2 separate regions of the Homo sapiens genome follow, and region 2 is linked to region 1. A link is a loop called in an ENCODE intact Hi-C map of the cell type or tissue named here. Cell type or tissue: ascending aorta. All regions are shown on one strand. Each heading gives the region's core, and the rest is flanking DNA. Links, peaks and the distances in the headings are about the cores only.

The links. Hi-C counts contacts between places; a loop is a spot of excess contacts. Peaks named below come from ENCODE experiments on the same cell type or tissue, not always from the same donor. Only the 100,000 strongest peaks of a DNase experiment are listed, where the experiment ranks them.
Region 2: it touches region 1 in a loop (4-fold over the local background); 2 of 110 quality-filtered maps call a loop at or near these places.

Annotation. Positions count from the first base shown.
Region 1 is chr5:178,193,083-178,208,926 of GRCh38, forward strand. It overlaps HNRNPAB (heterogeneous nuclear ribonucleoprotein A/B), which reads left to right and starts at 11,451. Exons shown (of 8, transcript NM_031266.3): 1 at 11,451-11,658; 2 at 11,733-11,964; 3 at 12,760-12,928; 4 at 13,650-13,808; 5 at 14,012-14,143. The coding sequence starts at 11,756. PHYKPL (5-phosphohydroxy-L-lysine phospho-lyase) reads right to left here. Exons shown (of 13, transcript NM_153373.4): 13 at 15,389-15,833. RefSeq lists silencers at 11,265-11,334, 11,635-11,854, 11,875-11,984, 12,015-12,424. In ascending aorta, for the core only: no CTCF peak of the experiment used is centred there; DNase peaks (open chromatin) are centred at 11,369, 12,369 and 14,259; H3K4me3 peaks cover 3,743 bases; H3K27ac peaks cover 2,762 bases.
Region 2 is chr5:177,414,983-177,430,489 of GRCh38, forward strand. GRK6 (G protein-coupled receptor kinase 6) reads left to right here and starts at 11,694. Exons shown (of 16, transcript NM_001004106.3): 1 at 11,694-11,915. The coding sequence starts at 11,864. RefSeq lists enhancers at 10,778-10,947, 11,368-11,907 and a silencer at 11,618-12,267. In ascending aorta, for the core only: no CTCF peak of the experiment used is centred there; DNase peaks (open chromatin) are centred at 11,049, 11,469, 12,007 and 14,489; H3K4me3 peaks cover 2,767 bases; H3K27ac peaks cover 2,194 bases.

The DNA of each region.
Region 1 (15,844 bases), core at 6,926-14,925:
GGGGCGACCTTGCTTGATGACAACCCAACTCTGAAGGTAACTGATCCAGACCCAAGAGAGTGAGAACTCACTTCTATGGGACTTGCATTAATATCCTGTCGTGAAGGCCCATCCCTCATGATCCAAACACCCCTGAAAGGTCCCCCCACGTCTCAATGCCGTTATATTGGCAATTAAATTTCAACATGAGTTTTGGTAGGGGCAAACCACATCCAAACCATAGCATCTTCTCACTGTTGAGTCACTTTTTAATGTGGCTATTAGAAAAATTTAAATGACATGTGTGTTTGCACTTGTGGCTGTTTTGCATCCGTATCTGGTATACAGTGCTGCTCTAGTAGTGAAGGTGGAGCGCCCCGAGTGAGATGACCCCGATTTGCCTCGGGGGGAAGTGGAAGGGCGTGGCCTGGTGTTCAGCAGTGGAGTGTGGGATCACGGAGGGACAGCTGGATCTCATTAAGGTGAAGTGGAGGGGCAGGGTTCACGGAGGCACACACTGAGGAAGCTTCTGCAGCAGTGAGTTGAGGGAGTGGTTAGGCTTTGTGGGTAGGGGACTGAGCTGTTTGAGGGTATCTGTAAGAGGCTGTGCAGCAAGGCAGGTGGCAAGAAGCAAGATGTTGGCTGGGCATGGTGGCACATGCCTGTAATCCCAGCACTTTGGGAGGCCAAGGCAGGAGGATTGCTTGAGGCTGGGAGTTTGAGACCAGCCTGATCAACATAGTGAGACCACGTCTCTATAAAAAATAAATCAATAAATAAAATTTAAAAAGCAAGATGTTGCCAAGCAGTTGGCCAAGTGGTGAGTATGAAAGAGAGAGACCCTGCCCTGAGGGCTTTCTGTCTCTCACCCACCTGGATCAGCACACAGCATGTATTTGTCTTCCACTCCAAGCCTACATCCTGGCCCCTGTTGGAGAAGGGCTCTGACCAGTTCACTGGCAGAATATGAAAATTGTATGTTAAGACATGCACGGCATGAAGCCCTAAGAAGCCAAGAATCCTTTCTTTTCACAGCAGGAGAAGGCCTCTGGCTGTTTCCCTGTGTTGACTGGAGGCTGAGTCTCTGTCCTCGACACCCCACCCGCTGCTGCCTCCTCTGCCCTGCCTGGGGAGCCCTGCCTTGCCTGGCCCTGTGCTGGGAACGGCCAGAGCTGGGGCTTCTTGCGTTTCCTGTTCACACCCGCAGAGCCAGCTTTGCCTTCCCCTCTGCTGTGCAGGGAGAAGGGAGGTGGGAGGTGCGGAGGGGATGGTCCTGTCTGTGGCTTCCTATTTCTTGGCTGGCAGGAGAAAGGCAGGCTTTCTGTGTCTATGTCTCTGTGGTCTTTCAGACTCAGCACTTGGGTAGGAAGATGAAAACCTCGGAGTGCCCCTTGTCTCTTTCCCTTGGGTCTGATTAGACCAAAGGCTGGTGTGGTGGAGGAGGTGAAAGGACCTGGCACGGGGAGGCTGGAAGCCCAGCGCTGCTCTGCTCACTTTCCCCTCTGCCAGCCTTTGTTACCAAAAGGTCTGGACTTGATCTTGGAAATGCATCATTTCTTGATCCTTCTCTAGCCTTTAGGGACAAATATACTAGAAGAAAATGGTCAAGACAATTGGTGCCACCAGCAGGAGGCATAGCAAGGAAGCAGGGGGTGAAAGGGTTTCTCCTTGAGAGAAGCAAGCCTCTGAGTCCAAGGCCCTCCACCAAGCGGCTCTGGTCCAGTGTTCCAGCCTTATTGCCCATCCTGCTCCATGTATGGAGTTGGGGGTTGTCACCACACACAAACACAACGTTCTGCCAACTCACCCTCCTCGATGTCTCTGTTCATCCCCTCCTTCCCATTTCCTCCACTGGACCACCGCCATAGCAGTATTCACTGACTTCCAGTTTCCTGCGGGATAAATCTGAACCCTTTGTCGTGGCACCCAAAGCCCTTGCCCAGCCGCGCTGTCCCAGCTCCTCTTCATCGTGTGGAGCAACTTGCAGTTCTCCAAGCAGCCTCTGCTTTCTCAAGCTTGGAACCTGAGCTGTGTCGTCTTCTCTGCCTGCACCCCTTCTTTTCCATCTCTGCTGGAGAACCCCTGCTTAGCCTCAGTAAAGATGTTTAAGGGACAGTTATGCATGAGGGTTTAGAGTTCACAGACCCAGTCTGTCCTGGAGGTCAAGGGCATGTTGCTGGCAATTGCAGCGTCAACAATTCAATTGAGTAAATACATGAGTGAATAGATGAATTGTTGTGGAATCAGAAACTGAGGCTCGGCCGGGCACGGTGGCTCACGCCTGTAGTCTCAGCACTTTGGGAGGCCGAGGCGGGCGAATCACGAGGTCAGGAGATTGAGACCATCCTGGCTAACACGGTGAAACCCCATCTCTACCAAAAAAAATACAAAAAGTTAGCTGGGCATGGTGGCGGGTGCCTGTAGTTCCAGCTACTCCGGAGGCTGAGGCAGGGGAATGGTGTGAACCCAGCAGGCGGAGCTTGCAGTGAGCCGAGATTGCACCACTGCACTCCAGCCTGGGCGACAGAGTGAGAGTCTGTCTCAAAAAAAAAAAAAAAAAAAAAGAAACTGAGGCTCAATCTGGGCACGGTGGCTCATGCCTATAATTCCAGCACTTTGGGAGGCTGGGGTGGGTGGATCACGTGAGGTCAGGAGTTTGAGACCAGCCTGGCCAACATGGCGAAACCCCGTCTCTACTAAAAATACAAGAATTAGCTGGGCATGGTGGCGGGCGCATGTAATCCCAGCTACTAGGGAGGCTGAGGCAGGAGAATCGCTTGAACTTGGGAGATGGAGGTTGCAGTGAGCCGAGATCACACCATTGCAATCCAGCCTGGGCCAGAGAGTAAGACCCTGTCTAAAAAAAAAAAAAAAAAAGAAAGAAAAAAAGAAACTGAGGCTCAAAGAAAGAGCCCGCAGGTCCACACTGACCTAGTGGCAATGCAGACATAAACATAAACAAAGCCTCTTTTAGGAGCCACTGCTGCCTCTCAGAGGGAGACAGAAATTTCCCGGTTTAATAGGCTTTCTCCCCACCTAATCTGCAGTAGTGAGTCCTAAAATCTGTCCCTGTCCCAATGACTGGTGCCTAGAATGCTTCATAAAAGTGAGAGTCCAGCCCCAGAGGTCAGGGAGTCTGAAGTTTCAAAGACTACACAGGGGATAATGTTGCAGATGAGGCCGGGCCCCTGTGTGAGCTGTGCCCACTGTGTGCAGCTTTGTGAGCTCTCCAGGAAACTGGGAGGATTAGGGTTTTGTATGTGAATCACATACTTCATTAAGGACTGATTCCAGTATAGGGCTCTAGCCATTTCTGATTGGTTTCTGATGGACAGAGGCTGCCTCTGAGACTCAGCAGGGCGTGGGGTGGCTGTGGCAAGAATGTGTGATTTTAGGGAGGCCGCCAGCAGATTCTCTCTCCAGATCTCTTACTTGTCTGTTTCAAGGATTTGACTTGAGATGTATTTTGAGATATATTGTTGCGGGGTGGCTGGGGGCCTGGGGGTGTCAGCAGGCAAAGGAATGTTCCCTTGGATGCTTCCACTGTTGCTGTTAGCAGTCACAGCAGCTCTCACAGCGGGCGCTGTTCTAAACCCTTAGCAGCCGTCCTCCCATAGCCCTGCAGGATGGTGGAGAGACAGGTGCCATTCTCTTTTTTTTTAAGATGAAGTAGGTCGGGAGCTGTGGCTCATGCCTGTAATCCCAGCCCTTTGGGAAGTTAAGGCAGGCAGATGGCTTGAGCCCAGGAGTTTGAGACTAGCCTGGGCAACACAGGGAGACCCTGTCCCTAGCTAAATAAATAAATAAGCTGGGTGTGGTGGTGCATGCCTGTAGTCCCAGCTAAGTGGGAGGCTGAGACGGGAGGATCACTTGAGCCCAGGAGGTCGAGGCGAGCCGTGATCACATCACTGCACTCAGAGCAAGACCCTGTCTCAGAAAAAATGTAAAAAAAGATGAAGAAGCTGAACTTCATGGAGGTCTGCTTAGGGATCCACATCTCAGATGCTCTTGGTCAATGTCAATAGGTTTAGTGGGACCCTGGAGGAAGACATTAGAACATGGTGGGGGCTGGGTTTAGCTGGACAGTGCCTGCCTCATCCGCTGGGGGTCACTGTGACTCAGCTCCCACTGATTCTGGACACAGGACACTGTGGCCCAGTGTGACCTTAGCTGACAATTTTTCAAAAGTAACTGGACGTATAACCTTGTGTAGAAATGCCATCATCCGGCAGGGCGCGGTGGCTCACACCTGTAATCCTAGCACTTTGGGAGGCTGAGGCGGGTGGATCACGAGGTCAGGAGTTCGAGATCTGCCTGGCCAACATGAGGAAACCCTTTCTCTACTAGAAATACAAAAATTAGCGTGGTGGTGCATGCTTGTAATCCCAGCTACTTGGGAAGCTAAGGCACAAGAATCGCTTGAACCCAGGAGGTGAAGGTTGTAGTGAGCCAAGATCATGCCACTGCACTCCAGCCTGGGCGACACAGTGAGACTCCATCTAAAAAATATACATATATGTGTATATATATGTGTGTGTGTATATATATGTATATACATGTATATATATACGTATATATGTGTACATATATACGCATATATATGTATATATTATATATATACATATATACACATATATACACATATACACATATATACGTATATATACACACACATATATATGTGTATGTGTGTATATGTATATATGAAAGAAATGTCATAATCCATAAATGTTGGCAAACAATTTTTTCAAATGAGCCAAACACTGTGTAGGACTGGGTGAGGTGGTGTGCAATTTTAGTCTCAGCTGCTAGGGAGGTTGAAGCGGGAGGATCACTTGAGGCCAGTAGTTTGAGGCTACACTGAGCTGCAATCACGCAGGTGAATAGTGACTGCACTCCAGCCTGGGCGACACAGTGAGACCTCATCTCAAAAACAAAAACAGAACAAAGCACTGTACAGGGCAAGCAAGTAGGTTCAAGAGTCAACTTTAGTCCACAAGGTGCTGGTTTGAAACAGTATTAGTCTGTTTTCACATTGCTATAAGGAAATACCTGAGACTTGGTAATTTATAAAGGAAAGAGGTTTAATTGACTCAGTTCCGCATGGTGGGGAGGCCTCAGGAAACTTACAATCATGGCGGAAGGCACCTCTTCACAGGGCAGCAGGAGAGAGAATGAGTGCCAGCAGGGGAAATGCCAGATGCTTATAAAACCATCAGATCTCGTGAGTACTCACTATCACTAGAACAGCATGGGGGAAACCGCCCCCACGATTCGATTACCTCCCACCAGGTCCCTCCAATGACACATGGGGATTATGGGGATTACAATTCAGGATGAGATTTGGGGCTGGGCGAAGTGGCTTACGCCTGTAATCCCAGCACTTTGGGAGGCCGAACTCCAGAGGTCAGGAGTTTGCGAGCAGCCTGGCCAACACAGTGAAACCCTGTCTCTACTAAAAGTACAAAATTAGCCAGGTGTGGTGGCGCACACCTGCAATCCCAGCTACTCGGGAGACTGAGGCATGAGAATTGCTTGAACCCAGGGGGCAGAGGTTGCAGTGAGCTGAGATCATGCCACTGCACTCCAGCCTGGGCAACAGAGCGAGACTCTGTCTCAAAAAAAAAAAAAAAAAAAAAGATCTCGTATTCATTCTGCAGGCACTGGCGTGCCCACCGTAGGAGTCAGGGTGGAGGAGACAGACCCGATGCAGGGTCTCAGGGCGCTCACAGTCAATGTCAACAGTGTGGCCCATGTTCTGAGGGGCACCCTTCCTCGGGGTATGACACAACACTTCCCATAGGAGGAGGAGGAAGTCTGTTGGATGTTGTGTTTGGTTTCTGGGGCTGCTGTGATCAAGTGCCGCAACCCGGTGGCTTACAGCAACCCAGCTGTATTCTCTCACAGTTCTTGAGGCTGGAAGTCTAAAATCAAGCTGTCAGCAGGGCCCGTGCTCCCTCTGAAGGCTTCAAGGGAGGATCTTTGCCCCGCTCCTAGTTTCCGGTGTTGCCAGCAATCCTCAGTGCTTCTTGGCCTATAGATGCATCACTGCAATCTCTGCCTCCGTGGTCATGTGGCATTTTTCCCGTGTGTCTGTCTTTCCCCCTCCAAAGTTCACCAGTCATACAGGATTAAAGGCCCACCCTACTCCCATATGGGCCTTTAATCCTCATACTCCAGTTTGACCTCATCTTAACTTGATTCCACCTGAAAAGACTATTTCCAAGTATGGCCACATTCAGAGGCACCAGGAGTTAGGATTTGAACGTAACTTTTTTTTTGTTTTTGAGACGGAGTCTCACTCTGTCGCCCAGGCTGGAGTGCAGTGGCATGATCTTGGCTCACTGCAAGCTCCACCTCCCGGGTTCACGCCATTCTCCTGCCTCAGCCTCCTGAGTAGCTGGGACTACAGGTGCCCACCACCACGCCTGGCTAATTTTTTGTATTTTTAGTAGAGACGGGGTTTCACTGTTAGCCAGGATGGTCTCGATCTCCTGACCTCGTGATCCGCCCACCTCGGCCTCCCAAAATGCTGGGATTACAGGAGTAAGCCACCATGCCCGGCTGTGAACATGTCTTTTGCGGGGGCACACAATTCAACTCCCAATGTGTACAGTAGTTAGGTGACATTTGGGAAGACTGTTCCAGGTAGAGAAAACAGCAGGTGAAAAGGCCCAAAGGCAGGAGGGCACTGGTGAGTTCTAGGAAGTAAAAGAAATTCAGCACAGCTGGAGTGGAGAGTGGCAAGGAGGTGCAGCTGAGGCGACTCATGCTGGACCTTATAGGCCAGGTGGGAGGGTGAGAGTAGGCCAGGCTACAGTTTGAGAGAAAAAAAAAATCCCAAATCTCAGTGCCAGGCCCAGTACAGGTTCATTTTCAGCTTGTGTCAAATCTGATGTGGGCCGAACAGCTCTTCTCCATGAGGTAGCTCAGCCGTGTAGAACACATGGTCGCGGGGTGAAGGGAAGTCTGGACAAGGCCCCCAGTCTCCATGGCCCCAGCCTGAAAGGAACTCTTCCACTCACAGACCACACAGCAGGGGAGGCTGGCAAGGTGGGGGCACAGATTTCTGGGAGCCCCAACTGTCTGTCCCACTCGTATTCACCCGAAGTCAAGGCTAAGACTTCATCCTGACAGCACTGGGAAGTCAGCCAGGGTTTTCACACAGAGGTAGTGACAAGATGGGACTTGCATTTTCAGTTTTTCCTTTTTTCACTGTAGCTCTCAGATCTTATGACTTGTGTTTTAGAAAGATTCATCTGGCTAGAGGACTCCTCTGAAGCAGGGGAGCTGGAGTTTGGTGGAGCGGGGAAAGTGGCTGCAGCGGGAGTTGGCCACAGCAGAGGCACGATATATTTGTAGTTAACTCATGCAACTTCCACCTTGCAGGCTCAGCCAAAAAACCGAAAAAAAGAATGTGAGAAAAATCAATTCATGTAATTAAAAAACAATCCAAAAGCATTTTGTGTATGTCCTTTCCTAGATTGGAGATTGTCCACATTTTATGCATATATTCTGAATAGCCCAAACCCAGGGAGTGTATACTCTATGGGCCTTTTAAGAGATTTTCAGGGGTAACTGAGCTCCTGGCTGACTTGAGAACCTCACTGTCATGGAATTGCCCTCTACTCAGGGTCTGTAACTGAACCTAATAACAAAAGTAGGGAGGCTTGTGTCAAAAGGACTTCCTGCTGTTTCCCAAACAGTGTGGTGCCTTGCCTCTGGCAGAAACACCCTTGGATACAATATGAAGGCTTTATTTATTTATTTATGTAATTTCATTTTTTTGAGACAGAGTCTGGCTCTGTCCCCCAGGCTGGAGTGCAGTGGCACGATCTCGGCTCACTGCAAGCTCTGCCTCCCGGGTTCACACCATTCTCCTGCCTCAGCCTCCCGAGTAGCTGGGACTACAGGCGCCCCCCCACCACGCCCGGCTAATTTTTGTATTTTTAGTAAAGACAGGGTTTCACCGTGTTAGCCAGGATGGTCTCGATCCGCCTGCCTCGGCCTCCCAAAGTGCTGGGATTACAGGCGTGAGCCACCGCACCCGGCCCGGCATTTTTTATTTTTTGCTGAGACTGACCCCTACCTGCCTGCAGTTCTTTCTAGTTTATGAAGTGTTTTCTAAGCCATTACCTTATTTGAGCTTCAGGATTCTTTATTTATTTATTTATTTATTTTGAGACAGAGTCTCGCTGTGTCACTTAGCCTGGAGTGTAGTGGTGCGATCTCGGCTCGATGCAACCTCCATCTCCCAGGTTCGAGTGATTCTTGTGCCTCAGCCTCCCGAGCAGGGGGGACTACAGGCCTGGGCCACCATGCCCAGACTTTTTTTTGTATTTTTAGTAGAGATGGGGGTTCCACCATGTTGCTCAGGCTGGTCTCAAACTCCTGGCCTCATGGGATTCTCCTGCCTTGGCTTACCAAAGTGGTGGGATTACGGGCGTGAGCCACCACGCCCAGCTGAGCCTCAGAATAAATTAGATCTTTGATAGGAGATCTAATTTACATCAAGGAACTCAGAAGCTCAGACACACCTTGTCCCACAGTAGCCAGGAGCCCTGGAAACAATCCCCAATGTGGAGTTGGACGTGTTGGTTTCATGGCCACAGTTTTAGCTGTGGTTTCAGTATTCTTGTGTATAAAATATGGGTAACTGCACAAAGCTATTTTGAAGCTCCAGTAAAGCAAGGTTGGTGAAAGCATTTTGCAAACTGCTAAGCGCTGTCCAAATGTTGTATCCTCAGACTTTACACGTCACTGAAAGTGTTTCTGAGTCGTGCTAAAGAAATCCACGTGGAAGATTAAGGGAATTTATGCCTGCAGTAATGTCTTTGGGCTGCACCTACACTATTTGACTTTGAACTTAATTTCCTGAATTACCTTCACTGCTTGGGGAGCTGTGCCCATCATCTCCTGCAGGCCACAGCCCTGGCCCTCATTTCTGTGGGTTGGCAAGGGCTGGGGTGGAGGTGGGGTGAGCAGTTTGTTAGAGACCGCCCTGAAAGCCTTGCTGCCAGATCTCAGTGACATGAGTAAGGTCGTGTGGAAATATGTGACTTCCTGTTATGGAATTAGCCTGGGACAGTGAAGAGTGGCCTTGGGGTGAACCAGAGGGCACTTGCCCACCTGGGTATGGGTATCCCAGCTGCACTTGATTGTTACTTTGGGGGAAGGCAGTACAGTGTGAGCTAAATCTTCGGACTTTCCTAGAGAAGCCTGAAATCCACGTATCTTCATTTTTCATTCTCAGGGCAACTCCAGTGCCTGGGTGGAGTTAGTGCCTGAGTTGGTTGTGTAGCTTTGGGCCGCTGCTCTTGACTTCAGTTTTCTCATTTAAAATTGGTGATCCACCTGAGATCAGGAGTTCAAGACCAGCCTGGTCAACATGGTAAAACCCCATCTCTACTAAAAATACAAAAATTAGCCCGGCATGGTGGAACACACCTGCAATCCCAGCTACTCAGGAGGCTGAGGCAGGAGAATCGCTAGAACCTGGGAGGTGGAGGTTGCTGTGAGCTGAGATGGCTCCACTGTACTCCAGCCTGGGCGACAGAGCGAGACCCCCGTCTCAAAGAAAAAAAAAACCTGGTGATCTAGCTGGGCAACATAGGGAGACCCTGTGTTTACAAAAAATTCGCTTGGCGTGGTGGCCACGTTTCTGGTTCCAGCTACTTGGGAGGCTGAGGCAGGAGGCTCATTTGAGCCCGGGAGGTTGAAGCTGCAGTAAGCCGTGATCGTGCCACTGGACTCCAGCCTGGGTTACAGAACAAAACCTTGTGTCAAAAAATAAAATAAATAAAATTGGTGACCATACCACCTTACTTTGGTTGTTAAGATACAGAAGAGAAAATGGAATGCCCAGCCCACCACACTGGTCCTGGCTGCAGGAATCCACTGGAAACGCTAGTTCCTTGTGTTCTGGGTTGCTATTTGGTAACCTGCAGGCTCCAGAGGTTGTAATCCTGCTTGCCTTGGGGCCCACCACCCATATGATTAAAAGGAATAACGGGATTACCGAGGCCTTTAAAATTTTGTGGTCAAGGAGATAATATAAAGGAGTTTTGTGTATTAGGAAGAGAACAACGCCCCCACCCTGTCCTTTACCTCGTGAGTTCACGAGTGGTGTATTTGTTTTGTTTTGTTTTTGAGACGATGTCTCGCTCTGTCGCCCAGGCTGGAGTGCAGTGGCGAGATCTCGGCTCACTGCAAGCTCCGCCTCCCGGGTTCACGCCATTCTCCTGCCTCAGCCTCCCGGTAACTGGGACTACAGGCGCCCACCACCACGCCCGGCTAATTTTTTTGTATTTTTAGTAGAGACGGGGTTTCACCATGTTCGCCAGGATGGTCTCGATCTCCTGACCTCGTGATCCGCCCGCCTGGACCTCCCAAAGTGCTGGGAGTACAGGCGGGAGCCACCGCGCCCGGCCTCCGTATTTGTTTAAAAAAAAAAAAAAAAAAAAAAAGGCCGGGCGCGGTGGCTCACGCCTGTAATCCCAGTACTTTGGGAGGCCCAGGCGGGCGGATCACGAGGTCAGGAGATCGAGACCATCCTGGCCAACATGGTGAAACCCCGTCTCTACTAAAAAAACAAAAAAATTAGCCGGGCGTGGTGGCGCATGCCTGTAATCCCAGCTACTCGGGAGGCTGAGACAGGAGAATCGCTTGAACCCGGGAGGCGGAGGTTGCGGTGAGCCGAGATCGCGCCATTGCACTCCAGTCTGGGCGACAAGAGCAAGACTCCATCAAAAAAAAAAAAATAATAAAAAGGAAGAAAAAGAAAGACAAATGATTTACAGGAAAAAATTTAAGTAAACAAAAGTACAAATGCGATGTCAATCGTTCAGGTGGTGCCAGGGGACAGAGAACCGGGGAACACCAAGGTCTCATCGTCCCTGCAGAGCATCTCTGGGGGAGGCGACGGACAGGGCGCGAGCGCGGGGCTTGGAGGGCACCAAGGTCCAGGGGGATGGCGGGTTCAGTCCCAATCCCTCCGACCCGTGCTGAGGGCCTTGGAGGACCCCACTCGCCCAACCTCGGAAGCCCGGGTTCTGCCACTTCCAGCCACGCGTCCTTGGGCTGCGAAACTTTCTCCAGCCCAGTTTCCTCTTTTGGGACATGGGGAGGCGGAGGCTGCCAATGCTGGGATGGAGTCCTCGAGAGCAAGAGACCAGCGGCCTCGACGAGCTTACAATCCGATTAGGCCCTCCCACCGATGTGCTGTAGCTGCCCGCCGCCCTGGACCCGGCGCCGTCCCGCCCGGCTTCGGGAGCCCTCCGTAGCGGCCGGACTCGCGCGCGTTCTAAAATGAGGACAAAGCCCGCCCAGGTCTAGAGCGCGCGCGCCGTGGCGGCCAATGGGACGCTGAAGCTAGGTTGAGTGACGGACTTGAGCAGCCAATGAGTGTGCAGTTTGTTGCGATGTGGCACCCGGCTCCGGCATTATAAAGGGCGCCACGAGTCGGCATTGTCAGGCGGCGGCACCGCGCGGGACGGAGCTTGGCTGTTGGTCGGTGGGTTCCCGTGCGGCGGCGGCCAAGGAGGAGGAGACACAGTTGGAGCAGCTCCGTGGGCTGACTGGGGCGAGGCCTCAGCAGCGCGAGCTTGAGTGCGGCCGAGCCTGCGGCGCCTTCCCCTGCGGGTGGGGACGAGCGGGCCCCGCGGCGTCATCGGCGGCGAGGTGAGCGGCGGCCGGCGGGCGGGAGCTCTGGCGGGAGCCGCGCCGGCCTGACGCGCTGTCGCCGCTGGTTGCAGGAGCCGCCGCGCCTCGGCCTAGCATGTCGGAAGCGGGCGAGGAGCAGCCCATGGAGACGACGGGCGCCACCGAGAACGGACATGAGGCCGTCCCCGAAGGCGAGTCGCCGGCCGGGGCTGGCACGGGCGCCGCGGCGGGGGCTGGAGGCGCGACCGCGGCGCCCCCGAGCGGGAATCAGAACGGCGCCGAGGGCGACCAGATCAACGCCAGCAAGAACGAGGAGGACGCGGGGTAGGTGCGGCCGCGGGCGGACGGGGGCGCCGCCTTTGTTCCGGGGCCGCCTTTTGTTGGCGCCACGCGGCGGGGGGAGGGGCGGCGGCCTGGCCCGGGTCGGGGCTGGTGCGGCCCGCGGACTGTCGCCGCTGCGTTCGCGGGCCGGGCCTGGCGCTGCCACTCGCGCTGGAGTTTGCGGGAGTTTGTTGGGTCGACTTTGGCGCCGCCCCGGGGCCGCTCGCGCGCTGCCAGGGCCAGGGCCAGGGCCGGAGCCGGCGCAGGGGCGGGCGGATGGCCCGGAAGAGGGAAAGCGCTCGGACCCGGGGCCCGGCGGCGTCTTGGGCCGCGCCGGCGGCTGCGTGGGCGGAGTTGGCGCGAGCCGGGGCCCGGACCTCCCTCCTCCGCCTCTCCCGGGGGCGGAGTCACGGTCTGAACCCTGGGCGGGCTTGGTCCCCGGAAACATCGAGTTCCTTGAAACGAGTTCTCAGGAGTTGGTGGAGACGCTGGCCCTTTGCTACATGGTTGTAGAACACATGAATTTCCAGTTATGAGTGGTTAGGTCCCATACCCCTGGTGAGGTGGTCCCTTCTTTGCTTCTCACAGGCTGGGGCTGCAGAGCCTTGTTAAGCCTCGTTAGGGTCCTGGTTGAGTTCAATTTGGAGGGTAGTGGAGATTTAACATCTTTCTAAGGTGCTCCTTGCAGACTCTAAGGGTAGCTGTAGACTTCGTGAGAACTTTGCCAGGGCCAGTCCTTTCCAAAATCACAGCTTGCTTACAAGACTTGTTGCCGTGTGTCTCACCCTACCATTTCAGAAAAATGTTCGTTGGTGGCCTGAGCTGGGATACTAGCAAAAAAGATTTAAAAGACTATTTTACTAAATTTGGAGAGGTCGTTGACTGTACAATAAAAATGGATCCCAACACTGGACGGTCAAGAGGGTTTGGGTTTATCCTGTTCAAAGATGCAGCCAGTGTGGAGAAGGTAAGCTGGGTACTGGATTTCAGCAGTCTCAGTGGAAACGATTTGAATTCTAAGAGGACACCTTTCTTAAAGCATGACTAGTTTGTGTGGTCTGCATGTGATTTAAGTGCTTTGGGCAAAACCCAAAGCCGGAGGTTATGTTCCGGTTTTTGAGGGGATGAAAATACAGATTAAGCTGGGAGTGAGAGAATGTGCTGGAGTGGTTCGGGAAGATGACAGTTGACATTCATTACCTTTTATGTGCCTATTCTGGGTACGGCGCTAAACATCTGGGAGGATTACAAGAGAGTCCATGATTGGTATGATAGGCTTTTAGCCCCATTTTACAGGACAAAAACCAAAACCCTAAGGCTCAGAAATGTAAGTAGAAGAGGTCACAGCTAGTAGGGAGTGGAGGGAGGATTCCTTCCCCTGTGGCCCATCTTCAGCCTATGCTCCGAGTCCCTGCTGCTTCGCTTCTGGAGATGGGCCTCACGCTGGGACTGCTTGGGCAGGAAGAGCATGATCAAAGGCTTAAGTGTGAGGACTGTTTTCTAGGTGTCGAGGTAAACCAGCTGTACTTGAGGTTTGATGAAAATTGGGTTGGGAGGTTAAGCTGGGGTAGAATTTGGAGGGGGTGAAACACATGTTTGTATCTGTACTGGTGTCTTTATGGCTTAGAGAGAAGGGCCTTGTCTGGCTCGTGCTGCTGAGTCAGCCTGACCCCTTTCTGTTGGAACAGGTCCTAGACCAGAAGGAGCACAGGCTGGATGGCCGTGTCATTGACCCTAAAAAGGCCATGGCTATGAAGAAGGACCCGGTGAAGAAAATCTTCGTTGGGGGTCTGAATCCTGAAGCCACTGAGGAAAAGATCAGGGAGTACTTTGGCGAGTTTGGGGAGGTGAGTGTGGCTCTGGGAATAGCCCATCAGCTGCCCCTAAGGCTGCCTTCTTTCTGGTCCTTGGTATCCTTGGCTGGCTAGACCCTCCCAGGCAGGGCTTATTTTTCACCCTCTGTCTTCAATGGGGTCTTTTCTCCTGTGAGTCCCCTATATGCTCTGGGGTAGGGAGGTATTGGGCCTGAGTTTGCCTATGCTTTTTGCAGATTGAGGCCATTGAATTGCCAATGGATCCAAAGTTGAACAAAAGACGAGGTTTTGTGTTTATCACCTTTAAAGAAGAAGAACCCGTGAAGAAGGTTCTGGAGAAAAAGTTCCATACTGTCAGTGGAAGCAAGGTAAGGTGTTCCCAGCTCTGCTTGGCCTCCTGTGCTGCTGGAGAGCTGGCCCTTAGAGGGATGGGTTAGGGGTTGGGCCTCATGCAGGAGCTCTCCAGGTTGGTCAGACTTTACTATTTCTCTGAAGCGTATGCTGCCCTGATTGGGGCAGTGTTCCAATCCTTGAAAGACTTCTCAGGCTGGGAGGACTGCCAATAAACAACACAGGATGTGAGGGAGGTAGGAGAAGGTGGCCTCTGTGAATAGAGCAGGTTGAGTAGCCTCTTTAGCTCCTCACTTAAAGCTAGAGGTGACAGTTCTAGATTCTTGAGTCCAGGGGTATGAAGCCTGCAGTTTAAGGTCTCAGAAGATCCTAGAACTTCTGCAACTCACTGATTCTCCTCTGTGGTGAAGTTTTTCTTATTCCAGAGCCTTTCTACCTCCTTCTACAACCAAGTCTTTGTCCACTTCCATCCACTTTGAGCACTTTTTTTTTTTTTTTTTTTTTTTTGCTTTGAGACAGAGTCTTGCTTTGTTGTCCAGGCTGGGGTGCGGTAACACAATCATGGCTCACTGCAACCTTGACCTCATGGGCGGACCGGATCCTCCCATCTCAGCCTCTCGAGTAGCTGGGACCACAGGCATGTACCACCATGCCTGGCTCATATGTTTTTTTAAAGCCTGGTCTCACCATGTTGCCTGGGCTCAAGCCATCCTCTGCCTTGGCCTTGTAAAGTGTTGGGATTACAGGCATGAACTGCCTCACTTGGTCTTCTGGGCACCTCTTTAAGTTAACCCTAAACCCAGGCAAAAATCCTTCCAAAGATCTCCCAGGGTCCTGGCCAGCTTAAATCCAGGGTCAGTTGTGCTTTCAAATGAGTGGATTCATGTGCAGGGAGGTGTAGCTCTTCCCCTCCTGAACTCTGGTCAGGGAAAGGGTAGTTCAGGCTTCAAGTTGGCAGTTGGGAGTTGAGGGTGCGGCCTGCAGTGGCAGGGTGTGGCAGGTTCTGTTTCTGAGCAGGAGTTGGCAGCCAGATAAGGTGGGACAGGTGGAACTCCTGGAAGTCTCTATCCTGGCTGGGAGTTTGGAAAGAGTGGATTAGGATAGTCTTAAATTTTCTATAAAATGACAGTCTTTGAGGCAGTTAGGGGAAGCAGTGGTTATTACTCCAGTGGACAGTGATAGAGGCCTTTTTCTCTATGTGCCATAATGGGAAATGGGTGGGAAGAGCCTCTAAGGCAGAGTTTAAGTGAAACTACTGGTAGTGAGTCTTAGGAGTAAGTATATTTAGTTGGTTATATTCAGTATTTTTAATTTAGTAGGATAGAATATATCAGATTGCATTATTTTAATTTGCCAATTAAAAGTATGACTGGGACACTGTAAAATGTACTATTTTTAATGGGTGTGCATGTCAGGATTTTCTTTAGAAATACACTGGTCTGGTCTAATTTATTTAAGCAGGAGCACTTTAAAGTATCCCACCCTACCCCATTCCACCCCCAGTGGACAGAAAGGAAATTGACTGACTTGAGGGGATGCAGACATCTGGGTTATTCCAACAGACCAGTGGTTAGGAGGAGGGGGTGGGTAGCATTATGGCCTCGGGCAGGCCCCCCCACCCTGAGCCTCTGAAAGCTGACTTTATCTGTAAGAGGGAGGTCAGGCTCGCCTTCTCAATAGCGTGTATTTGGATGAGATGAGTTTCTTCTGTAAAGAGA
Region 2 (15,507 bases), core at 7,373-15,372, 780 kb before region 1:
TTGAGAGCCTGTGATGGATGTCTATCATTTCCTGTTTACCATTCATTCTCCCTGCTTCTAGAAATGGCCCTCATTGTTTCTTTGGGGAATCGCTCCTCCCCACCCTGCGTCAATATACATAAAATAAAGCCTACCCTATCCCTTGGCTGAGGGTGGAGTGGGCATTTGATCTAGACCTGGCCAATCGGAACACCACCTCTGTCTTCAGCGATTGGTTCAAATGAACACCTGAATTAGGTGGGCGTGGTGGTGCACGCCTGTGGTCCCAGCTACCTAGGAGGCTGAGGTGGGATGATGGCTTGAGCCTAGAAGGCAGAGGTTGCAGTGAGCCAAGATCGCACCACTGCACTCTAGCCTGGACGACAGAGCCAGACTCTATCTCAAAAGAAAAAAAAAAAGAACACCTAACCCACATCGAACCAGTGAGAGGCAGCCCCAGGATTTTTGCTGGAATTATAAAGCTAGAGGCCTTCTCTTTCCATGGAGGTTGTCACATTCCTAACAAATGAGCCTGGAGCTGCTGGCAGCCATCTTTAACATCTCAGAGGGAGAACCTACCTGAGAATAAAGATAATAAAGATTAAAAGCAGAGCCAGGGTATGGGCGCTGGGTGCAGTGGCTCACGCCTGTATTCCCAGCACTTTGGGAGGCTGAGGTGGATGGATCATCTGAGGTCAGGAGTTCGAAACCAGCCTGGCCAACATGGTGAAACTCTGCCTGTACTAAAAATACAAAAAAATTAGCCGGGTGTAGTGGCGCGCCTGTAACCCCAGCTACCTGGGAGGCTGAGGCAGGAGAATTGTTTGAACCTGGGAGGCAGAGGCTGCAGTGAGCTGAGATTGCATCACTGCACTCCAGACTGGCAAAAGAGTAAGACTCCGTCTCAAAAAAAAAAAAAAAAAAAGAGTGGAGCCAGGGTATGAAAAAGACAGATTTTAGGCCGGGCATCGTGGCTCACGTCTGTAATCCCAGCACTTTGGGAGGCCAAGGCGGGTGGATCACGAGGTCAAGAGATCGAGACCATCCTGGCCAACATGGTGAAACCCCGTCTCTACTAAAAAAAAAAAAAAAAAAAAAAATTAGCCTGGAGTGGTGGCACGCAACTGTAATCCCAGCTACTCAGGACGCTGAGGCAGGAGAATTGCTTGAACCAGGGAGGCAGAGGTTGCAGTGAGCCGAGATTGCGCCACTCCACTCCGGCCTGGTGACAGAGTGAGACTCCATCTCAAAAAAAAAAAAAGAAAAAGAAAAAGAAAAAGACAGATTTTGAATGACACCATTTGAGACCCAGCATCCAGAGACGCTTGAAGTCAGAACCACCACCTATGCTTTTCTGTTACCTGAACCCCAAAATTCCTTTTTTTGCCTGAGCTAATTTTAGTTTCAACCAAAAGTCCTAACTTATGCTGCCAGACTTCATACACTGTTACCAGGAAGTTCCCAAAACAAAACAAAACAAAACAAACCCCTTCATGTGATCATGATGGGTAAGTCAGTAGTTTAAAGGACGGGAAAATACTGACCTTAGAAGCAGGGTAGGGAAGCACTGGACTTGAGTCAGGAAGGCTTCCACTCCCACCTTGGCCACCGCCCCGCAGTGTGATGACGGCTAAGGAGCTCGGCCTCTCTCAATCTGCATTGCCACATCTCTGTAGGGAGGGATGGGCACTCATGCTGTCTGGTAGACTTGTTGAGGTGTTTGAATGGGATTGCATGTGAAAAGGCAGAGCCTGGCGTGTGGTTGGAGCTCAATCCATAGAGGTGTACAAAGAAACTTTCCAATGTGGATACATTTTTCTCTATAATTTCTGCACACTTGTCCCCAGATCTTCTTGCACATCTGGCTGTCTTCCACCAATTGCTGTAGACCAGAGCAGAAAGGCAGTGTCCCCTTGACCTGGCTTCTGTCTTTCTGCAGCTGGGCGGTGGGTCCATGGGATGAGAAACCATTGAGTCCTGCTCACAGGTTTCTGGATACACACAGACACACACAAATCCCCTTCCTCTTTATTTTTATTTTTTTGAGACAGAGTCTCGCTCTGTCTCCCAGGCTGGAGTGCAATGGCACGATCTCGGCTCACTGCAACCTTCGCCTCCCAGGTTCAAGCGATTCTCCCTCAGCCTCCTGAGTAGCTGGGATTACATGCACCTGCCACCACATCCAGCTAATTTTTGTATTTTTGGTAGAGACGGGGTTTCACCATGTTGGTCAGGATGGTCTCAAATTCCTGACCTTGTGATCTGCCCACCTCGGCCTCCTGAAGTGCTGGGATTACAGGTGTGAGCCACCATGCCCGGCCCCCACTTCCTCTTTAGCAGGGACTTGGGACATAGATTTCATGTGGTTGCAGAACTGCCTGTTCAAGGAGACGTTGGGGGGATCAGAAGGTACCCAGCCTGCCATCCTTCACACCTTGGCTGGTGGTACTGTTGCTTCCCCAGTCAGACTGTTGAACTGTTGAGATACAGTCTTTTTTTTTTTTTGAGATGGAGTCTCGCTCTTGTCGCCCAGGCTGGAGTGCAATGGCACGATCTTGGCTCACTTCAACTTCCGCCTCCCGGGTTCAAGCAATTCTCCTGCCTCAGCCTCCCAAGTAGCTGGGATTACAGGTGCCTGCCACCACACCCGCCTAATTTTTGTATTTTTAGTAGAAACGGTTTTCACCATGTTGGCCAGGCTGGTCTTGAACTCCTGACTTCAGGTGATCCACCCACCTCGCCCTCCCAAAATGCTGGGATTACAGGCATGAGCCACCGCACCCGGCCAAATTTAATTAATTTAAGTAGCCACATGTGACTAGGTGCTACCATGTTGGACAGTGCAGCTCCTGATGGAAGCAGGAAGAAGCTCAGCGTGTGGCTGCTGGTGCACACCGAATGAGAAGGAGAGGGCATGAAATAACGCTGGAGAGGGAAGCAGGGCCCGGATCAAGTTGGGCCATTGTGGGCCACGGGGAAGAACATAGGGTTTTTAACATTTTAATTGTTTATTTTTTGTAGAGCTAAGTCTCACTATGTTGTTGCCCAGGCTGGCCTTGAAATCCTAGGATCAAGTGAGCCTCCCACCTCATCCTCCCAAGTAGCTGGGACTACAGGAGGTTTTTTTAAATTATTATTTATTTATTTATTTATTTTTTTGGAGACAGTTCTTGCTCTGTTACCCAGGCTGGAGTGCAATGGTATGATCATGGCTCACTGCAGCCTCAAGGAGGTTTTATTTTTTAAGTGTAATGAGAAGTGTATTAATTATCTATGGCTGCATAACAAATTGTCCCAAAATTTAGCAGCTTAAAATGACATTTATGGAGACTGATTTCAATGATAACTCCAGTTCTCTCACGTGGGCCAGCCTCACATCAATTAAACTCTTTTTTTTTTTTTTTTTTTGAGACAGAGTCTCGCTCTGTTGCCTAGGCTGGAGTGTATAGTGACACGATTTTGGCTCACTGCAACCTCTGCCTCCTAGGTTCAAGGGATTCTCCTGCCTCAGCCTCCCAAGTAGTTGGGACTACAAGTGCCCACCACAACACCTGGCTAATTTTTATATTTTTAGTAGAGATGGGGTTTCACTATGTTGGCGAGGCTAGTCTCGAACTCCTGACCTCATGATTGGCCTGCCTTGGCCTTCCAAAGTGCTGGGATTACAGGCGTGAGCCACTGCTCCTGGCCAATTAAGCTTTTATTTTATTTTTTTGAGACAGAGTTTCTCTCTTGTTGCCCAGGCTGGAGTGCAATGGCACGATCTCGGCTCACCGCAACCTCTGCCTCCCGGGTTCAAGCAATTCTCCCGCCTCAGCCTCCTGAGTCGCTGGGATTACAGGCATGTGCCACCACGCCTGGCTAATTTTGTATTTTTAGTAGAGATGGGGTTTCTCTATATTGGTCAGGCTGGTCTTGAACTCCTGACCTCAGGTGATCCACCCACCTTGGCGTCCCAAAGTGCTGGGATTACAGGTGTGAGCCACCACTCCCGGCCATAAACTCTTTTTAAAAAAGATATTTATGGGTCACAGTTTCTATGGGTCAGGAACCCGGCACTTTTTAACTGAGTGCCACTGGATCAGCATCTCTCACAAGGCTGCATCGGAGGGTCAGCTGAGGCTGCCGGGGGAAGGATCCACTTCCAAGTTCACTTACAAAGCTGTTGGCTAGAGACATCAGTTGCCTGCCACATAGGGTCTCTCCATCTCACAACCTAACAGGTGGTTTCTCTCAGACTGAGCCAGTGAGGGAGCAAGAGGAGTTACGTAAGATGGTAGCCACAATCTTTTAGTAATCTCATGTTGGAAATGACATTCCATCACTTTGGCTGCATTCCTTCCATTGGAAGTGAGTCAAGCTGGGTGCCATGGCTCATGCCTGTAATCCCAAGACTTTAGGAGGCCAGGGAGGGAGGATTGCTTGAGCCAGGAGTTTGAGACCAGCCTGGGCAACAGAGGGAGACCCTATCTCTACAAAAAAATTAATTAGTTGGGTATGGTGGCATGCGCATGTAGTCCCAGCTACTCGGGAGGCTGATGTAGGCTGATCGATTGGGCCCAGGAGGTGGAGGCTGCAGTAAGCTGTGATCGAGCCTGAGTGACAGAGCAAGACCCTGTCTCTTAGGGAAAAAAAACGTGGCCCGGCCCAGTGGCTCACGCCTGAAATCCCAGCACTTTGGGAAGCCGAAGCAGGCAGATCACCCAAGGTCAGGAGTTTGAAACCAGCCTGGCTAACATGGTGAAACCTCATCTATACTAAAAATACAAAAATTAACCAGGCGTAGTGGGCAGCGCCTGTAATCCCAGCTACTCCGGAGGCTGAGGCAGGAGAATTGCTTAAACCCGGGAGGCGGAGTTTGCAGTGAGCCGAGATTGCACCACTGCACTCCAGCCTGGGCGACAGAGCGAGACTCTGAAAAAAAGAAAAGGCCGGGGGCAGGCCAGGCCTGGTGGCTCACGCCTGTAATCCCAGCACTTTGGGAGGCAGAGATGGGCAGATCACTTGAGGTCAGGAGTTCAAAACCAGCCTGGCCAACATGGTGAAACCCCATCTCTACAAAAATTAACTGGGCGTAGTGGCACGCGCCTGTAGTCCCAGCTACTCGGGAGGCTGAGGCAGGAGAATTGCTTGAACCTGGGAGGCAGAGGTTGCAGTGAGTGGAGATCAAGCCACCGTACTCCAGCCTGGCAACAGAGCGAGACTTCCACAGAGCGAGACTCCATCTCAAAAACAAAAAAAAAGAAAAAAAGAAAAAGAAAAAATGCCGGGTGTAGTGGCTCACACCTGTAATCCCAGCACTTTGGGAGACCGAGACGGGCGGATCAGGAGTTTGAGACCAGCCTGGCCACATGGTGAAACCCCGTCTCTACTAAAAATACAAAAAATTAGCCAGGCGTGGTGGTGAGTGCCTTTAATTCCAGCTACCCGGGAGGCTGAGGCAGGAGAATTGCATGAACCCAGGAGGTGGAGGTTGCAGTGAGCTGAGATCATGCCATTGCACCCCAGCCTGGGTAAGGAGAGCAAAACTCCATCTCAAAAAAAAAAAAAGTGAGTCAGGAGGTCCACCTGACACTTAAGGGGATCTTAAGGCTGTGAATACCAGGAAGAAGCAGAGATCCACGGACCAGGAAGAAGCAGAGATCCACGGACCAGGAAGAAGCAGAGATCCACGGACCAGGAAGAAGCAGAGATCCACGGACCAGGAAGAAGCAGAGATCCACGGACCAGGAAGAAGCAGAGATCCGTGGTGGCAGGGGTACCTTAGAGGTTGCCTACCACAGGCAGCCACTGGAGAGTTCTGAGTAAGAGTGACAGGATCCGGCTGATTGTTTTTAAGACAGGCCATCCAGTCACACAATGCAAGATTAAAGGTGCAAAAAGGGAGGTGAAAAACCTCCCTCCCACCCCCATCCCCAGCCATTTAACTACCCCTTCCCAGATGCAAGCAGCATTTCTGCTGCCTCACGTGGCCTTCCCAAGGTGGCAACATATATATAAGCAAAACTGTCTGTGGTGGTTGTTAGTGTTGTTCACCAAACATTTCCAATTCTTTTATCCTTCCAGGCCTATAGGAGTGATGCCAGGTACCTGCTTCTGCATTATAAACTACTCCAAACTTAGTGGCCTGTTTTATCATGCTCATGGATTCTGTGGGTCAGGAATTCAGGCAGGACTCAGCAGGGAAGATGCCAGGGACCTCAGCTGGATACTTGCATGGCTGGGGGTGACTCAAATTGCCAGGGGTTAGAATTATCATATGGAGGCTTCTTCACTCACATGTCTGGTGCTGGGGGTGGGATGACTGGATCATCCCAGCGTCCTGGGCTCAGCTGGGATTGTCAACCACAGTAGAGCACACACATGTGGCCTCTCCATTTGGCTAGGGCTTCTCACAGCAGCAGCTGACTGTGAGGAAAGAGCCCAAGAGGACAGTTCTGGGGAGCCGGCATTTTATGACAGCCAGGCCATATGGCCTTTCCTGACCTGGCCTCAGACTTCACTCTGCATCATTTCCACCATATTCTACCGATGACAAGAGAGTCATTAAGGTCAGACCAAATTCAAGGGGAGGGAAATTAAACTCTATCTCTTGCTGTGGGGGTGGCAAGGTTCCATTGCAGAGGTGCCCATGGGATGGGAATGCATTGTTACACTCATCTTTAGAAAATATAATCTGCCATAGTAATGTTGTGTCTCCCCACTCCTTTATTTATTTATTTATTTATTGAGACAGAGTCTCACTCTATCTCCCAGGCTGGAGTGCAGTGGAACGATCTCGGCTCACTGCAGCCTCTGCCTCCTGAGTTCCAGCGATTCTCCCACCCCAGCCTCCCAAGTAGCTGGGACTACAGGTGCACAACACCACGCCTGGCTAATTTTTGTATTTTTAGTAGAGACAGGTTTTCACCATGTTGGCCGGTCTGGTCTCAAACTCCTGACCTCAGGTGATCCACCAGCCTTGGCCTCCCAAAGTGCAGGGATTACAGGCATGAGCCACCATGCCAGCCCTTCTCCCCACCCCTTGAAAGCTACTTGTGGCCATGTGGTTTGCTTTGACCAATGAAATGTGAGCAGAAGTGACTTGTGTCACTTTTGGGTGCGAGCTTTAAGGACTATTGTATGATTTACCAAATTTCCCATTTCCTTTCACCACCTGCCATTGTAGAAGCACAAACTGCAATGAAGCCCCTACTACGCTGGGGCCCTGAGTGACTACTATGTGTAGTGCCACCCCACCACCCAACAAGCTGTGTTAGACATGTGGTGTATGCAGGAAATGAACTTTTGTTGCTTTAGGTCACTTAAACTTGGGATTGTTTGTTACTGCAGCAGAACCTAATCTATCCAGACCCTTCCTTTTTTTTGAGACAGAGTCTCACTCTGTCACCCAGGCTGGAGTGCAACATCTCTGCTTACTGCAACCTCTACCTCCTGGGTTCAACCAATTCTCCTGCCTCAGCCTCCTGAGTAGCTAGGATTACCATTCCCAGCTAATCTTTGTGTTTTTTAGTAGAGATGGGCTTTCCCCATGTTGGCCAGGCTGGTCTTGAACTCTTGACCTCAGGTGATCCGCCCGCCTCGGCCTCCCAAAGTGCTGGGATTACAGGCTGAGCCACTGTGCCCAGCCCAGACACTTCTTATGCAAGCCTTACACACTGTTCTGCACCCTGATTTTTTCCACTTAACAATATATCTTGGAGATTGTTTATATCAGTATACAAGCACTTCCACGCTTTTTTTTTAAATAGCTACATCGTATTCCTGGGTAGGAAAGGACATTTTACTTAATCAGTCTCTATTAAGGACAATTAGTATGATCCATCTTTTTGGACAATGCTGCAATGAATAGCCTTAAACATTTCTTTTTTTTTTTTTTTTTTTGAGACAGAGTCTCACTCTGTCATCCACGCTGGAGTGCAGTGGCACAATCTCCGCTCACTGCAACCTCTGCACCTGGCTAAGTTTTGGACTTTTAGTAGACATGGGGTTTTGCCATGTTGGCCAGGCTGGTCTTGAACTCCTGGTCTCAAGTGATCCTCCCGCCTCTGCCTCCCAAAGTATTGGGATTACAGGTGTGAGCCACCAGGCCCCACCAGCCTTAAGCATTTCTTATTTTGCTTGAGTGCAACGATATTTGTTTCTTTTGAGACAGAGTCTTACTCTGTCCCCCAGGCTAGAGTGCAATGGCACGATCTCAGTTCACTGCAACCTCCGTCTCCCAGGTTCAAGCGATTCTCCTGCCTCAGCCTCTCAAGTAGCTGGGATTACAGGCACCCGCCACCACACCTGGTGAATTTTTTTAAATTTTAGTAGAGATAGGTTTTGCCATGTTGGCCAGGCTGTTCTCAGACTCCTTCCCTCGTGATCCACCCACCTCGGCCTCCCAAGGTGCTAGGATTACAGGCGTGAGCCACAGCACCCGACTAAGTGCAATGATATTTGTAAGATAGATTCCTAGATGTGCACATCTCAGATGGTTGGTGGCAGATTTTCCCTCTTATTTATTTATTTATTTTTGAGATGGAGTCTCGCTCTGTTGCCCAAGCTGGAATGCACTGGCATGATCTTGGCTCACTGCAACCTCCACCTCCAGGGCTTAAGCGATTCTCATGCCTCAGCCTCCTGAGTAGCTGGGACTACAGGCCCGCACCACCATGCCCGGCTAATTTTTTATATTTTAGTAGAGATGGGGTTTCACCATGTTGGCCAGGGTGGTCTCGAACTCCTGAGCTCAGGTGATCAGCCTGCCTTGGCCTCCCAAAGTTCTGGGATTACAGGCATGAGCCACCATGCTTAGCCAATTTTCCCTTTTAAAAATATCACTTTGGCTGTAGGTGGAAAATGGCTTAAAGAGCTGGAACGAAATTTCCTGAGTGACATCTCCTCTTCACCTCTTATCTATTGCCATGTCCTGTTCATGCCAGCTACATGCCAGGTCTCCATCTGTCCACCTGTCTGCATGTCCTGGCCACTGCCCCAGCATAGGGCACCATCATTCCTCTCTCTAAAAGTTCCTTCTAAAAGGTCTCTCACCTGTCTTAGGATACTTGGCTTGCAGACAAGGAAGCCAATTCTGAGTAACTAAGCAGATGAGGAATGGATGGGGCAGCCTGGGGGGCTTGCTGAATCCCCCTCCCCCAGGAAGGGCCTAGCTTGACTGCCTTCCTTGCCTCCCCCAACCTCCACGGCCTCCACAGTGAATTCTAAATGATCCCCCTGATGTCTTGTGCCGGTCACATGCTCTAGATTCAAAGACCTGGTTGGAAACATTGGAATTGTGCTCCAGCTACCAGAGACCTGGGAGAAAAAATTCTACCTCCCTTCTTTGATTTCCTGAGTTGAAGGCAGGGTCTGCCTCCACATCTCATAGGATTCTTCTCAAACGGGAAGGGCTTCAGATGTTGGGAACTAAAACAACAACAAGCCAGCCCCCTCCCCTCAGCTTATCCTTCACAGTGCAGCCCAGAGCTCTCTATGAAAGCAAATCTGATCACCCTACTCAAAACCTCCGTGAGAGCTCCCTACCACCTTCAAGACGAAGTCCAAAATTCCTTAGGTGGCTCTCAAGGCCCTCCCTGATCCAGGCCCCTCCTGAGACTTCAGCCTCATTTCTTGCCCCCATGTCGACCCCATTGTGTACCACTGTGTACCTTTAAACCCCAGCTGGATGCTTAGGTGCTGAACGCAGGAGCCCTTCCTGACTTCCTCTACGGAACTTCGAACATGTGATACCCCTCTGTCCAGAAGGCTCTTTCCCTCCCTACTCCAGTAACCTGCACATTTTCACTGAATCTTCAGATTTCACTTGGACACAACAGCCTTCACTAAGTGAGGTACCTGCCCTATGTTCCACTGGGCCCTGGGTTTCCCTTTTTTTTTTTTTTTTTTGAGACGGAGTCTCACTCTGTTGCCCAGGCTGGAGTGTATTGGCACGATCTCGGCCCACTGCAAGCTCCACCTCCCAGGTTCACACCATTCTCCTGCCTCAGCCTCCCAAGTAGCTGGGACTACAGGTGCCCGCCACCATGCCCGGCTAATTTTTTGTATTTTTAGTAGAGACGGGGTTTCACCGCATTAGCCAGGAGGGTTTCCCTCTTTTAAGGTACTTAACTCCCTAGATCCTAGATCCATCCACTTTTCTCCGTCTCTATTGCCACCTTGTAGGTCCAGGCCACCACCATCTCTTTACTGGAATTCTGTAAACTCCTGACTGCTCTGCTTCCACTCTTGGCCCCCTAGGAATCCACCAGAGTGATATTTTTAAAATATAAATCATTCTTTCAAATGTTTCACATTTCACTTAGCAAAAACACTTCAGCCTCCTGGACGTGTTCACAGTCCTCCATGACCTAGCTAGTGCCTTTGCTCCTTCTGTCTCATCTCAGACCACTGGGCCCAGAAGCTGCGGACGCCTTCTCCTATTCCCTGAACACACCACTTAGTCTGGCTTAGAGCCTCTGCGTTTGCTGTTGCTTCTACTGGATCCGCTCAAATGTCACACCCTGAGAGTGTCACACACTCTCTTAACGTCCGAAGAGCAGTTGTCACTCTCTGAAACCATCTATTTGTTTATTTACAGAATAATTACCTTTATCTCACCCTGCCCTCACTTGCTCCCTCCACTTCTAGCAAGTAAGCAGGGAGCCTGGCTATCTTGCTGCCATCACTGTGTTCTCCAGCACCTGGCTTGGTGCCTGGCACAGAGGTGTTGCTCTGTATTTTCGGATGAATGAATGCATAGGAACTAGAGAAGCCTAGATGGATCCGGCTCTGCCTTACTCGCGGAGTTTGGGCAAGCCTGTTTCCTGCTGCGTGAAGTAGGGGGTGGAGGAAGCGGGGTGTTAAGCTACAAGGTGTTGATTAGCTGTAAGATTTCAGCCTTGTTTTCTCCGTAGTCTTCGGGCTGGAGCCAGCCACTTGACGTCCGGCGCCTCAGCTCCCCACCTGTATAATGGGTGTGAACTCATCCCGAGGTCTAGGGGTGGTAGCGCTGCCTTATAAGGCGGCAGAGGCCGAGGGAAGGCGAGGCCGAGTGGGTGGAGAGAAATCACAACATCCGGCTGCGGGGGCTGGGCGGGGCGCCTGCGGCGACCGGGCAAGAGGTCGGGGAACGGCTGCGAGGCCGCAGCCTCCTCCCTGTCTCTCCCTCTTTCGATGTGCGCCCTCCTGATTGGGGCCGACCCAAGGGAATACGGCCACACAAGTGGACCAAACAAACTCGCTGCCAGCCCGCAGGAGGCCCAGGATACGGAGCGCGTCCCCGACAAAACCCTAGAAAAGCCGTCTGCGAGCCAAAGGCCGCCGGGCCACACCTTCAGGCGACGACCCAATCAAAATGCAGTACTTGAGATGACGGACGTCTTCTTCACCCAATCACATATTCGGCCTCCTGGGCGTGCCCCAGAGTACCCACCTCCATTGTCCCGGCTGAGGGCTCGGCCCTAATTGGCAGTTTGGTATCCTACGAAAGCCTAGAAATTCGAACCTAGGGGCTGAACCCCGCCCTCAGACCAACCAGGAAGAGGTGACGTGATTGGTCCCGCCCCCGTACTTCTTTGAGCGAGTCCCCAGCTGGGGGGGCGGGGGAAAAAATGAAGAGGAAGACTAATGGGAAGACGGCGCGGGGAGCTTCTGCCCGGTGATTGGTCAAATGAGGTAAACAGAGGGCGGGGCAGGGCGGGCCAGCGCCGGGGTGGCCCCCGGGAGGGGGCGGAGAGTGCGCGGCTGGCTGCGGCGGCCGGGGAGGCCGGGGAGGCCGCGGCGCGGTCACTGCGAGCCGAGCCGAGCCGCGCCGAGCCGCGCCGATCGCCATCCGGCCTCGGCACTCGCGCGCGATCCCGGCCGGCGGCGCGGCCCGGCGGGCCAGGCGGCGCCACAGCCCATGGAGCTCGAGAACATCGTAGCGAACACGGTGCTACTCAAGGCCCGGGAAGGTGAGGCGGCCGGGTGGGCGGCCGGGCCCGGGTGCGTGGAGCGCGAGTGCGCTGCGTCTGAGCTCCGCAGGGCTACCCAGCCGTCGGATCCCCTAGGCCCGCGGGCCCTGCGCCTTACACCCCGCCCAGACACGAGCCTTTCCGGCCCGTCGTCTTCCTCCTCCGCACCTGCCCCCGGGATTCGGGGCCCAGGAAGGGGCGGGGGTCAGGCCGCCGCCCTCGCGGCGGGTGGGGGTGAAGGAGTGAAAGAAGGTGAGACGAAGAGGGAAGGGTGGGACCGGAGCCCCAGGAGAGCCTGTCTGAGAGGCAAGCCTCCTCCAGGGGAGAGGTGTAAAGATGCCCCACGTGCCAGGGGCCCAGACCCCAGCACCCTAGCCTAATCCCGCGCAAAGTTGGCGATAGGTAAAGCTGGAGAATGAATAAACGGACCCTCTGCGTAGCACAGCCCACCTGACTTGGGGAAACTCCTGGCCACAAATGCTACTTATAGGACTGCCACTTGCTCCGTGCCTCAGGACACTGAGGGCAGAGGTGAATGGATATTTGCCCTCAGGGAGCCCATGGTCTAGTGGGGCTAGCGGACACAGAAAGAAGTGGGAGCAGAGCATGCTGCTCTGTCAGTATTGTAAGCTCAGAGGTCTGGCTGGGGAAACCAGTCTGGTGGACCGAGTGTGTGTGTAGCTCCTCGTGGCTCCCACCCCAGATGTTATCAGGCACTTGCTCTGTGCAGGTCCTGGGAGACACAGAAGGACCAGATCGGGTCCTCACTGCCTTGTGGTCAGTCTGCCCCCACCTGCCACACTCCACCTCAGTAACATGATCACTGACCACCCACTCTGCCCCACCTTTTCCAGGGTGCTGGGGAAGCAGCAGTAAACAAGACCCATCTTTTTGGAACTCCAGGGCAAGGAGGGAGATTGTGACAGTTTTTCCACCCTTTGCTGGGCTTCCAGGCTTAAAAAGTCATCTGCTTCACCTTTCTACCATATTTTACATGTGGGAAGCTGAGGCTCAAACCAGGGATTAGCATCAGTCACACAGCAAGATTGTGATTGACTCGGGCCTAAGACACAGGATGACCGGCACAGTCTATAGGAAGCCCAGAGGAACTTTCAGCTGGGTGCTACACCTGGCACCCCGTGCCCACCAAGTGCTCTGGCGAGGTGCAGCCCAGAAATGGCATGGCAGGCTGGGTCCTCATTGCCTGGGGAGCCTGTCTTATCCCCTGTCCCTTATCGAGCCCATGGGCTAGGCCTTCCTCCCAGCCTCTGGGGGCATCTGCCGATTCTGTTCTGCCTCGTCATCCAACCAGCCAGGGAGGAGGGGTGGGGAGGGCCGAAACAGGCCTTCTTCCCTAGGGCTGTAGCCAGTTAAGGCCTCAGGCCTGCTGATGGCACTGCCTGGCCGGAGAGTGTGGGTACCTTTGGACAAGCTTTGTCAGGCCATGGGCAAGGCACAGGGTGGTATGGCCAGACTGGGGACTGGTACCTCCACTAGAGAACCCTTACGACAACCTGGCTCTGCCCCTCCCACCTGCATGGCTTTTTTTTGAGACAGAGTCTCACTGTGTCACCCAGGCTGGAGTGCAGGGCTCACTGCAACCTCCGCCTCCTGGGTTCAAGTGACTCTCCTCCCTCAGCCTCCCAAGTAGCTGGGACTACAGGTGCATGCCACCACACCCAGCTAATTTTTGTATTTATAGCACAGATGGGTTTCACCATGTTGGCCTGGCTGGTCTTGAACTCCTGACCTCAAGTGATCCGCCTGCCTCTGGCCTCCCTAATTGCTGGGATTATAGGCATGAGCCACCGCGCCTGGCCGACCTGCATGACTTTAAACATGTCTCTTCTTTCTCAACTTCAGTACCCCTTTTTGTGGAACGGTTGGGGGTGGGACATAAAGACTAAAGGAAACCCTGATTGTCACTGAGTCCTGAGCCCAGGCGCCTGGACGGGCTGCATCAGAACCACCTCATGAACTGGCTTTTCATGAGCTTGAGGCTGGGGCCCCTGACGGCTTCTCAAGTGATCTGAGGCCCCAGGTGGGGTTTGGGAACCCTTGGTGTGTGTATACAGTTGGCACCTAATAGATGCCAGCCATGTTTGGGGTGGGAAAGGAGCTTGGGTTGTGGCCATAGGGAGCTGGGTACGAATCCTGTACCCAGGATTGGTCTCTGGGCTTGGTCATCTTGGGTATACTCTGGGCTTGGTCATCTTGGGTGAATTGATTCCTCACTTCAGAATCTCAGTTTTCATATAAAATTGGGCCTGCTCTGGCAGAGTTGCTGTGAGGATGGAGTGGGACAACGCTGGGGCTTGAGACCTCCCTCAGTACCCCTTCTCTTCCCAGGCACTCAGAGGCATGGGGAGGGGGCCCAGGGACACTGAAAGGGGACAGGGAGGGTGGGGAAGAGCTCCACTGACTGGGCAGCCCAGGACAGGATATTTGCATGTGACTCTTTGCTGCTGCCTTGATGTGGCTGGGAGGGGGGAGGAGGAAGTAACTGAGGGTGGGAGGCTGGCGGATGGAGGGTTGGGTGAGGGACCTGTGGGTGTGGGGGAGGAGTTCCCCTTCTGGGAAGGCCTTGCCCTGGGTTGAGGGGTGGGTGTCTGTTGCTCACTCACAGTGAAGCAATGACTGCAGGGCATGTTCGCAGGAGGCCTCTAGCAAGTTTCTCAATGGGCCCCTGCAGTACTTCCTTCTCCAGGCAGCTTAGGTCGGGGAGTCATCTAGGGACCTAGCCTTGCCCCCTCCCTAGAAGGCAACTTCTGCCCTTGTACCACCTGCCCTCACCCAGGCCAGATGGATACAGGACTAGAAAGCCAGAGGGGAAACTGAGGCCCAGCATGAGAAAGTGGTTGTCTAAGGTTGCCATGGCGTTGTTGGAGTTGGGGTTCACCTCTTGACTCAGCCCTACTTGATGTGGACAGTGTCTCCCATTCACTACGTAACACACATGGAGAAGCTGAGGTTCACAGATAGCGAGTGATGGGCCACAGTGTGAATCAGAGATTCAGACCCAGCTCTGGGAGGCTCAGGCCCCTTCCACCCTCCTCAACCTGGTGGCCCACAGGCCACACACATTTGGCTAGCTCCCTGACACATTTTATTTGGCTGCAGTGAGTTTTTTTTTTTTTTTAAACAAAATGGGGGCCAATATTTTATGTTAGAGTCTGCAATTCCGGCTGCTTTTGAAAAAATCAGAAGAGCTGGCCACATTGAGCCAGAAACCCTCCTAGCAGCAATCAAGCAATCAGCTGGCGTTCTCCTGCAGCTGGCCCTGTCAGAGAGGCCTTCGCTGTTCCTGGTCATCTCACATCTGGCCCACGTTTCCCACACCTGTTGGGCTCTGCAGGCAATCGAACTGCTGCTGTGACCTCAGCTGCTGCAGATGGGGTGTCTGCGAGGTCAAGCAAGACAGGCAGGGGACCGGGGAAGCCCCAGTGTGCAGGGGACGGGGAGTCCTGGGTGCCAGCCCCCTTGCCCCTGCCTCATTTGAGCGTCTGATATCTCTGATGTGGGGCCTGGTGATAGAGGCCTGGGAGCCTCCTTGTCCCCATGCTGCCCTGTGCGTCTCTCAGGCCTGCCCCAC